Linked DNA regions of Mus musculus: region 2 is linked to region 1. The links are chromatin loops, found by intact Hi-C in ENCODE. Cell type or tissue: heart. All regions are shown on one strand. Each heading gives the region's core, and the rest is flanking DNA. Links, peaks and the distances in the headings are about the cores only.

What was found. A loop is a pair of places that touch in the nucleus more often than their neighbours do. Peaks named below come from ENCODE experiments on the same cell type or tissue, not always from the same donor. Only the 100,000 strongest peaks of a DNase experiment are listed, where the experiment ranks them.
Region 2: it touches region 1 in a loop (2.1-fold over the local background); 4 of 42 quality-filtered maps call a loop at or near these places.

Annotation. Positions count from the first base shown.
Region 1 is chr15:58,575,926-58,580,320 of GRCm38, forward strand. Fer1l6 (fer-1-like 6 (C. elegans)) reads left to right here. Exons shown (of 41, transcript NM_001370912.1): 16 at 1,950-2,040. Among named protein-coding and RNA genes, the nearest start is that of Gm36451, 19 kb to the right of the region's middle. In heart, for the core only: a CTCF peak has its summit at 2,422 (motif pointing left); a DNase peak (open chromatin) is centred at 4,116; H3K27ac peaks cover 1,175 bases.
Region 2 is chr15:58,526,476-58,530,870 of GRCm38, forward strand. All of the region lies in intron 1 of Fer1l6 (fer-1-like 6 (C. elegans)), which reads left to right. Among named protein-coding and RNA genes, the nearest start is that of Fer1l6, 19 kb to the left of the region's middle. In heart, for the core only: a CTCF peak has its summit at 2,050; no DNase peak of the experiment used is centred there; H3K27ac peaks cover 436 bases.

The DNA.
Region 1 (4,395 bases), core at 187-4,186:
ATATATATGCATGTAAGCAAAGAAATAAATATGTCACTTGTGCTATCTTCATCTGCTTACATCTTTTCAGCACAAAGCAATATTAAGCATGAGTCCTGATGTGAACCAAGGGCCAGTGACAATTCCCTTGAAACACCTTTTAAAAGCGTCATAATCTCACACCTCATGTGGCAAAGTATCGGCAAGCAAGTAACAGCTCAATAACTTCCATATTCCGGGAGGTCTTGAGGGTGATAATTAACTGTCCCTCCTTTTCTTCAAGTTTTCAGTCAACTGAAAGGACACCCGCATGTGTCCGTCATCAAAACGGTAGTTTTCTAGCCAGGAACTTCGGGTCTGAGAAAGCAGGCTGGGCCCGAGGGAGGTCAGATTGGAATTCTCGCTGCTTGAACCTTTCTTCGACAAGCAGTTGGTCTTCTGAGACCACCTCTACAACAAGGGCAAGCCATTCATCATGTAGAGGTGACCCGGCTGCCCACAGCCAGAGGGTAGGCTGGGTCTGTGAGGTGGGAATGAATGAAGGCAAACATTGCATCACTCACCCCAATTCTGATGCAGAAAAAATGTATTTCCATTAGTCTCTGTGTGATAGGAGAGACTCTAGGCAGCTAACATGTCTACTTGGGCTGGTCCATCCCAGAGAGTGGGATGGAATTCCCTGTACTTTTAGTAATCACAGGGATGCAACAAGAGTACTCCCAACGCAAAATATGACCATCTTACTCTTTATAAAAAGGAACAGGAAATGCAGTTTTAAGAGGATCCCCAAAGAGAGTGTGACAAGGTTTCCAAAAGGTACCAGGCAGAGCCTGGGTGGAGTCTCCCATCCTAGATTCTCCTTTGTAAATTTCCTTTGTAATTGTTTCACCACACAAGGACCACACGCTTATTGTATAATATGTGCATCTAGATTCCATATTCACAGTCCTGTTATGGATATATTTTCAGTTTTCTGTATATTCCTACTTTCAGAGAAAAGAGGTTAAATTTTTCCTCCTGGACTAGTTTTCCCTGCCTTTGCAGACACATATCCTTACATACACACTCATAAAATACATCGTTTCTTCCAAATGGCTGCAGATATTTGCCCAGCAGTTGCTCCTACATTTGTAATATATCCCAGGCAACTTCACACATGGATATATCATAATGTATCTTAAACAATAGTTCATTATTCCATTTATTCTAACACCATGGCAAATACTCTATAAATATATTCTTAAAAGATCATTCCACTATTTCCAAAGGACAAGAACTCTACCGTAATTTTTTAATCCAACTATGCACGTGTTAAAACATACATCAGTTCTATCAAGTATTTGTAAACAATAAATAACCAGTTATTTCTACAATAGCCCACACTTTCTATACTCCCCCTTACCACCACTAATTGTGGATAACATTACTTTTATAAGTGAAGTCTCATTAATTGTAATATCATTTAAATCATCAGTAAAGATAATATGTTCATTTATATTTCTTCTTGAATTTTATTCATAGCCATTGTTATTTTCCTTTTTAAACACATTTGAAATTTCATCTCCAAAAATGTTACTCTTCAAGAAGGTGGGGACATATCTCAGTCTTGATTCTAAAAGATCTGCTCTATATGTAACATTTCAGAAAAGCATTGGTGTGTCTTAAATATGTAAGACTGTATTATTTCATGCAAATTTGTAGTGAACTTTGATAGCAGTTACAATGAGTTTGTATGAAGTAGAATTCGAAAATCTCAAACTAATGCAGGGCCTGGGTATCATTTTCAATTTTTTTCTTAGTTAGAAACAATTAGCACACCATTGTTTGAACCTAAATTTAAAAACCTGGGTTTTGTGGATCTACCAACTTTTCATTGTGCGACAGAGAGTAGATTTTTTTTTCTCCAAATCTCTGGAATCACACAAATGGATTTTCACTAAGCAAGCTGCAAAACGGATCTTCTCTTTCAGAGTTTTTATCTCTGAAGCAGAAAAGAAGCCAAAGACGCTGAACCAAACTGCATTAGATAAGAAACGACTCACGCTCTGCTGGCAAGAGCTGGTATGTGCAAACCTATTTATATTTTGAACACAGCTAAAGCATGTGATTTAAAAATAAACCTCACAGATGCCGCATAGGTCGCAGGGCAGACAAGGACAAGGTTTAAAGGACATATTTTTCTGTGAGGTAGAAACAGCAGTGGAAGAGAATGTGTGTTGGCTAGGAACTCATCTCTTGGAGATTCATGGTGATGAGCTACAAGTCCAGGAGCTCAACTTCTTATTCACATGGAGTCCCCTGCCCTTGTTGATTTCTTCCGAAATTTGCACTTTGCTAAAGCTGGGCATTTAGGAAAAATAGATGCTCTTCCAGAGGACCTGGGTTTGAGTCTTAGCACATGGAGGCTCACAACTGTCAGATCCGGAAGATTTGCTGCCCTCTTCTGGCCCCAGCCGTCATTACACATGCAGATAAACCATGCACACACATTTTCCTTTCAAGGCTAGGCTGCTAGATTCTTTCACCTTGATGTCTGTCCCACAAACAAGAAGCTAAAAGAAGTAACAATTTTCTCCTCTCTCCCCACTGAAAATCCGGGTTAAGGGTTGCCAGACTTCTGGAGGACAGGTGGCTACTGATGCCCCTCTGTGCCCTGCCTACTAGCACGGTGTTTGTAGATGCTTAAAGATACCTTACAGATGCTCAGTCCTTGTGGAATGAGTGATGGCTGAAAAATGCCAGCCCAAGTCAGACAGACCCTGAAATATCTGACTGTAAAGTCCCACCAATAACACACAAGGGACATTTGGGCAACGCTGTGATAATTCTATTAATAGAAATCTCTTAATATTTGACTTGTGTCAGGGGGATTAAAAGATATGATCAGGATTCAGAAAGATCAATTTTTTTAAAACCCTAACTAATCCAAGTCCAGAGGCTAAAGCTAAACCCTTCCTTCATCTTTCTTTCTAGAATATTTATTGCCTGTCCCCTAGGATGTTCACGGAAGCTGGCTTCCATCATCCTCCAGGTCTTCCTGCTTGGTCCTCCCTCTGGTCCTCTAGTTGACTATGCTGCCTATGCCTTGACTCCATTGCATATTCTCGGCAGAGCTCTGCCTGCTTCTTGCCTACCAACTCTGGCTGGACCAAGTCCACAACATCAGTGTCTTTATAGTGCCTTGTATTTGTTACTCTTCTCACCACAGTGAAAGGGTTTATTCCGGCTGGGCTTTGAAAGGTTAATGCTCAGTCATGGCAGGACAGGGGTGGTGGTGTGCATGGCTGAGGGAGTGTGTAGCTGAGGCACTTCCCATCTCATAGATCATGAAGCAGAGAGAAGGATGACAATGTTCGGTGGGCTTCCTCCCTTTTATTCAGATTAGGTTTCTCAGCAGATGACAGTGACCAGCCCAGCCATTCAGGCTTAGCTCTTCTCTCCTCCTTAGAAACCCCCCCACGTACTTACTCAAAGCTGTGATTCATCAATGCCCAAGGTATTTAATTGAGTTGCCAATAAAACGTCACCATCTTAGTCTCACGTCTCTTGTCTCTAGGGCAGTATCTCTTGCCTCCTAAAGGAAACCAGATGTCTTGGAACACTTCCCACTCAGTATCTTCTACCGATCTACACCTTTCCCAACTTTCTTCTCCTTCCTGTATTGGGATACCCAGCTGTACTTACTGATTCAACCACAAGCCTGTGATCAATGGTGACTTTTTAATCCCTCATTTTAAACCATCCGTGCAACCCTAGATCCTGTTGATTCTCCCCCTTAAGCATTCCAGAACTTACTTCACTACTCGAGCCCCTGAGAACCTCTGGTATAGACTTTGCAGTAGACTTCCTCTAGCTTATCTTCCATTCAAGAATCAAAATGGCTTTTAAAACAAAATGCAAGGTGATTACTTGTTCTTAGCAAATCACTGAAGTTTGTCGATGTTAATAAAGTCTGGATTCCCTTTGCACGGCATGCAGAGCAAACAGTGTATGACCTAGCATTGTGGCCTTGTCCTGCAGTGTGCCCTCACTCTGGAATTGTGTTCTGACCAGCTGGACGCTTGCTGCTTGTATATCTGCACATGTGACTGCTCCCTCTGTCAGGGCTGTCATTTGTTTAATTACTGACTGATGGATTCCATATGGGTCAGGTCAGATTGAGATCCTCCGGGAAGCTTGGCTTCCCCCGTGTCTGATCTCATGAGGCTTTATACATTTATTTGTATATATTGCTTTCATTTCACAAAACTGTCAAAAGAACCATAGTGTACAGCTGTGTTCTCGGTACCTGGCAGACAGCAGGTATTCATTCTTTTGGTCAGCATTACCAGAAGGCTTCTTATATGTTGGGCACAGACAAAGTGCTAGGAACACAAAGCTGAAAGTTCTTAGTGTTTGTCCCTGAGGAATCCATAA
Region 2 (4,395 bases), core at 231-4,230, 49 kb before region 1:
GCCTATAGTATGGTTCTAGGCATCTTATTGCAGTGTCTGACACCTTAGTACAGGACTGGGCATCTGATGTATGCTTGGGAATGTTTGATGAATCATGATAACAGCTTTGTGAGGTCTCCTAAGAAACAGATTGTAACCAAAGCTGGATGTGTGGTCATGATATGGACACAGAGATGCCTTCGCTCTGGTGGGTGGCAGAACATGGGGGTGGGGGTTCATGTGTTGCTTCTGTCTGTCTGATCTCACATCTAGGTGGCAAGCCTTTGTGGTAAAGGCATCCTTCTCAGAACGCTGCTTTGCAGCTCATTCTCTTTTGTGTTTTGAAAATGGATCTGAAGCTAATTGTATCAGCAGGTCACACACCAATGATTGTACAGCACCATTTCCCTGAGCTGTTTTTGTCACTAACTGAGGGCTGCCAGCTCATTCCTTCGCCTCTCTAGGGAGCTTCTGCCAGGGCTAAACATTGGGAAGGAGAAGAGGCAGAGAGAGGCAATTTGTAGCTGGGCGACTTCAGAGTTGAAGGCAGTCTGGCTCCTGAAGGGTGGTGGGCTTTTCGGTTTTGAGTTGTGCTTTTCTTTGCCCCATCTCAGCATGGACTTGCGTGGGGAGGTTGTTACGGAAGTCCTGTCTGAGGACACAGTAATAAGTGGGCCAAGAAGTATGACAATGTCATCAGGCACGGAGACGGGCTATACAGAGACCTGCCTGGTTGGAGGGTACAATCTGATCGTCACTGAAGGAAGGGGCATGGCCAGAGCTGAGTGCAAGGCCGTTGGCCAGCCTGGGGTGCAGTCACAGTTAGTCTGTTCAGCATTTCCTCCAAGGTGCTATTGCACAGCATCAGTTGCGACACTGTGCTGGTGTCCTCTATAGATGTTTTCTGCTCATGTGGCATGGACTGGCATCCATATCAGACTCAGAGGTCTCATTCTGCAAAAAAAAAAAGGAACTTAAATTGTAGCAGGCGGGACTTCAGTTTCAGATGGAAATGGTTTGGGGCCCCTGGGTCCGTGGGGCTCTAACAAGAGATACCAGGCTGATTCCATGCTTCCTGTTGATTTTCCAGTTCTCCCTGAGGGACCCGCTCTGTTGAACCAGCATCAGATCACACATTCCTGTGAAACGCCACAAAGGGAGGCTGGGTGTCCACAGGCTCAGGCTCCTGAGTCACATGCCTCCAGATCAAAGCCAGCCTCTCAGTGGCTCAGTTTTGCCATCTGTACACTGGGCACAATGGCAGCATCAGCTGCAGTTGGGAGTAGAATAATACTTAATTGACAGCTAGCTGGCCAAAAGAAGAGTACTCACTATTGGGTGACAATGACGACCACGACGACGACAATGATGATAAATTTTATATAGTATATTTATAATCACTATAATGAATATAAGCACATGACTATTATTAACAATAAAAAACTTACATCTGAACAGGGGATGGTTAAGGGACCAGCATGATGGCTGGGTGGAGGCTGGACTCAAGGCTCTGCCATTGTCTGTAGCTAGGCTCTTTGGAGTTTGCTTTGTTTGGGTCTAGTGTAGGGCCTCGCACTCACTAGGCTAGTGCTCTACCAGTGAGCTACATGCCCAGCTCTCTGAGTCTTGATCTACCTGTGGTTTCCTGATTCAGGATAAAACACGCAGGCAGCCTCTCTGCTCCACTCTGGACCTGCTCTGGGTTTCTGTGTTTGCTGATCAGAACCTGTGGGCTTGGCCTGCCTGGGTGCAGCAGTTCTGAACAGAGATAGGGCACTGCCGAACAGGTACACTTGGAAGGGCGCTTCCTGGGAAGAGACCTACCCAGCGGGAGGGGCCTCTGGTACTACACTGCGGAGCCTCCCAGTGCCCAAGGCGAGTTTTCTAACCTTCAGGACAAGTGCTGGGTGCTAGGTATTGTCCCTTCTCGGGCACACTTCCTGGTTGAGGGAGTCAGCGTGTGCCGGCATCTTTGCTAGCTCAAGAGCTTGGAGGGTACGGTGAGACCCAACTTTCTGCTTCTCAGGGAGCTTTGCTGGGTTCAGGCTGTGCTGCTGCAGGCTGTTGGGGGCGCTGTTCCTCCATCAGGGCTGAAGGTGAGAACGGGATAGGGGCAGATCTGGAGTGTGAGATTGTGGTGTGGCTACAGGTCGGTTCCTTAACCTCTCTGAGCTGAAGTGCTCTGAATTTGGTAAGGCTTGTATGGTATCTAACTCTTAGTGTTCCATAAAGTGGTGGCTCTCATTGACATTTGAGAGATAGATTGACATCTGAGAGGTAGGTAGCAGCAGAGGTCAGGCAGGATGAGTGAGGTTAAATTATGTCTGCTGTTTATGATGGTGAGCTGTTGCTAGGCAGATGGCTCTTTTAAATATTTCTTTGTTTACTTTTTTATGACAGGGTTTCATTATGTAGCCTAGGCTGGCCTCAAGTTTCTAATCCTCCTGCCTCAGCCCCTCAAGTGCTGGGATTATAGCCTGTGTCACTGCCCCAAGCCTTTTGATCTATAACCAGATTTGACAAGTCAATTTCCCCATGTGAAGGAGAGCTCACCCACCTTGCTCGATGCTGTGGGGAAGGTTGAGTGGCATGCTCAGTTTAGCTGCAGCATCATTGACTGTCTCAGAGTGCTTTCAGCAGTACGGACAGAATGAATGGCTAATCTGTGTTGAAATGTGTGCTGTATGATAGAGTATGGCAGACCGGCTCAATCTCCGCATAGTGCAGAAGGTGGGGCAGTCAGGCAGCTGCGAAAGGGGTTGTTCTGTTTCCAGCAGCCAGTACAAGTGCATCTGTCAGCTTCCCTGGGCCTACACACCATAAGAATGACACTGGCTGTGCTAGGACCAGCCTGGTGCTCTTCACACAGAAACTCAGTTCTCAGAGCTCAGTACTTGATACTCATGGCAAAATGAAGGCATAGAGAAGTTATGCAGTTTGCTCCAGGTCACAAGAGTGAATGAGGCCAAAATAAGACCAGAGCCTGGGTCTAACCCAGTATGCTGTAGTATCCTGCCAGCCTCCCTCCCTCCTAGGACTCTGTGCATGGTTATGTGCTTAAAGGAGGGTAGAGAGAGCAACATAAGAATAGGACATGTAGTTACTCTTTACATGCTCAGGGTCTTGGCTCCACCCTTCTCCTTGGTTTACATATGGCATATGCTACTGTATAAATGGGGATTTCAGGCAGGTATAGGATGCGATGCATTGTGTTTATGTATGGGAGCCCTCCTTTATGATTTTATTCTCACCATGCATTGGGAACCAATGAAGATTTCGGTATAGTACTGGAGTTTAAGGTCAATATCAACTGCAAATATTTTCCGAGCTTCCTGGGCTAAAGGCCTGGGAGTGTGCATAGCTTTAGACCATTCCCTTTGGTGTTTTTAGGATGAGTCTGTGAAGCGCAGAGCTGGGGCTTTAACATGTGTTCTATTTGGTCTCTGAACCTAGGCTGGAATTCCAAGCACTCTTGAAGAAGTAGACAGGCATGAGAGGGCCTCGTCCCTTCCACAAGGCTCAAACTGCAGCGTCTACTTAAAGCAAATTAACAGGCAGCAGAGCTCTAGAGAGTGAGGTTGCACCAGGGAGAAGAGGGTGGCAGAGCCCCGTTTCTGGGACTCTGTGAATCTCACGGAAGTCTCGTTCAGGAGAAGTGTTGGACATGTCTTGTGCAAGCCTGCAGAGGGCTGTATGATGGGACAGACAAGCTTTTAGTAGGTTGTTTCCACCCTGGCAGCGCCCCCCCCCCCCGTGAAAGCTGGAGCCCCCAATTTCCAGTTGGCTTTTTAGTTTCTCCTTCTGAGTCCTGTCTGGGGTACAGATGAGTGGGTACACTGCTCGTGAGTAATTGCGTTGGGCTGGCTCCGTGTGAGGGATTTAGAGAGCCTCACTTGACTGCACTAATTAAAGTTTTACTCTCAGATCTAATCAGCTCCTCTTGGTAGCAGAAATGACTCAGGACATGAGCTATGCAAAGCAAATGAGGTCACCAGTGGAACACCTTGACCATTTTCAGCACTGAACGTGAACAGCATTGTACTCTGAAAGGATGGGAACCTCTCTTTGTTTTCCTCAGTATACAGAGGAAGGTAACCGGACTCTAATTTTAACCCATTGGAGCAGTTTAGGTAAGGCACAGGATCCTAGAGCCAAGCCCTGTTGGAAGGAGAAGTTTGTCTTTGATTGGGTGGGGTGACGGTGTAAAGAGCAGAGCTGGCCTGGGTTAGAGGGGAAGCCCTTGGCAGCCATATTTGCTGGGGTCTTAGCATCCTGACAGATGAACACAGGTGTGTGGATGCCCAGACATCTCAGGGCAACCAGAGGTCCATATGCAAATTTGCCTCCTCTACCTCCTTCACTTCCTCCTCTTCTCCCTCTTCTTCTTCCTCCTCCTCCTCTTTCCCCTCCTCCTCC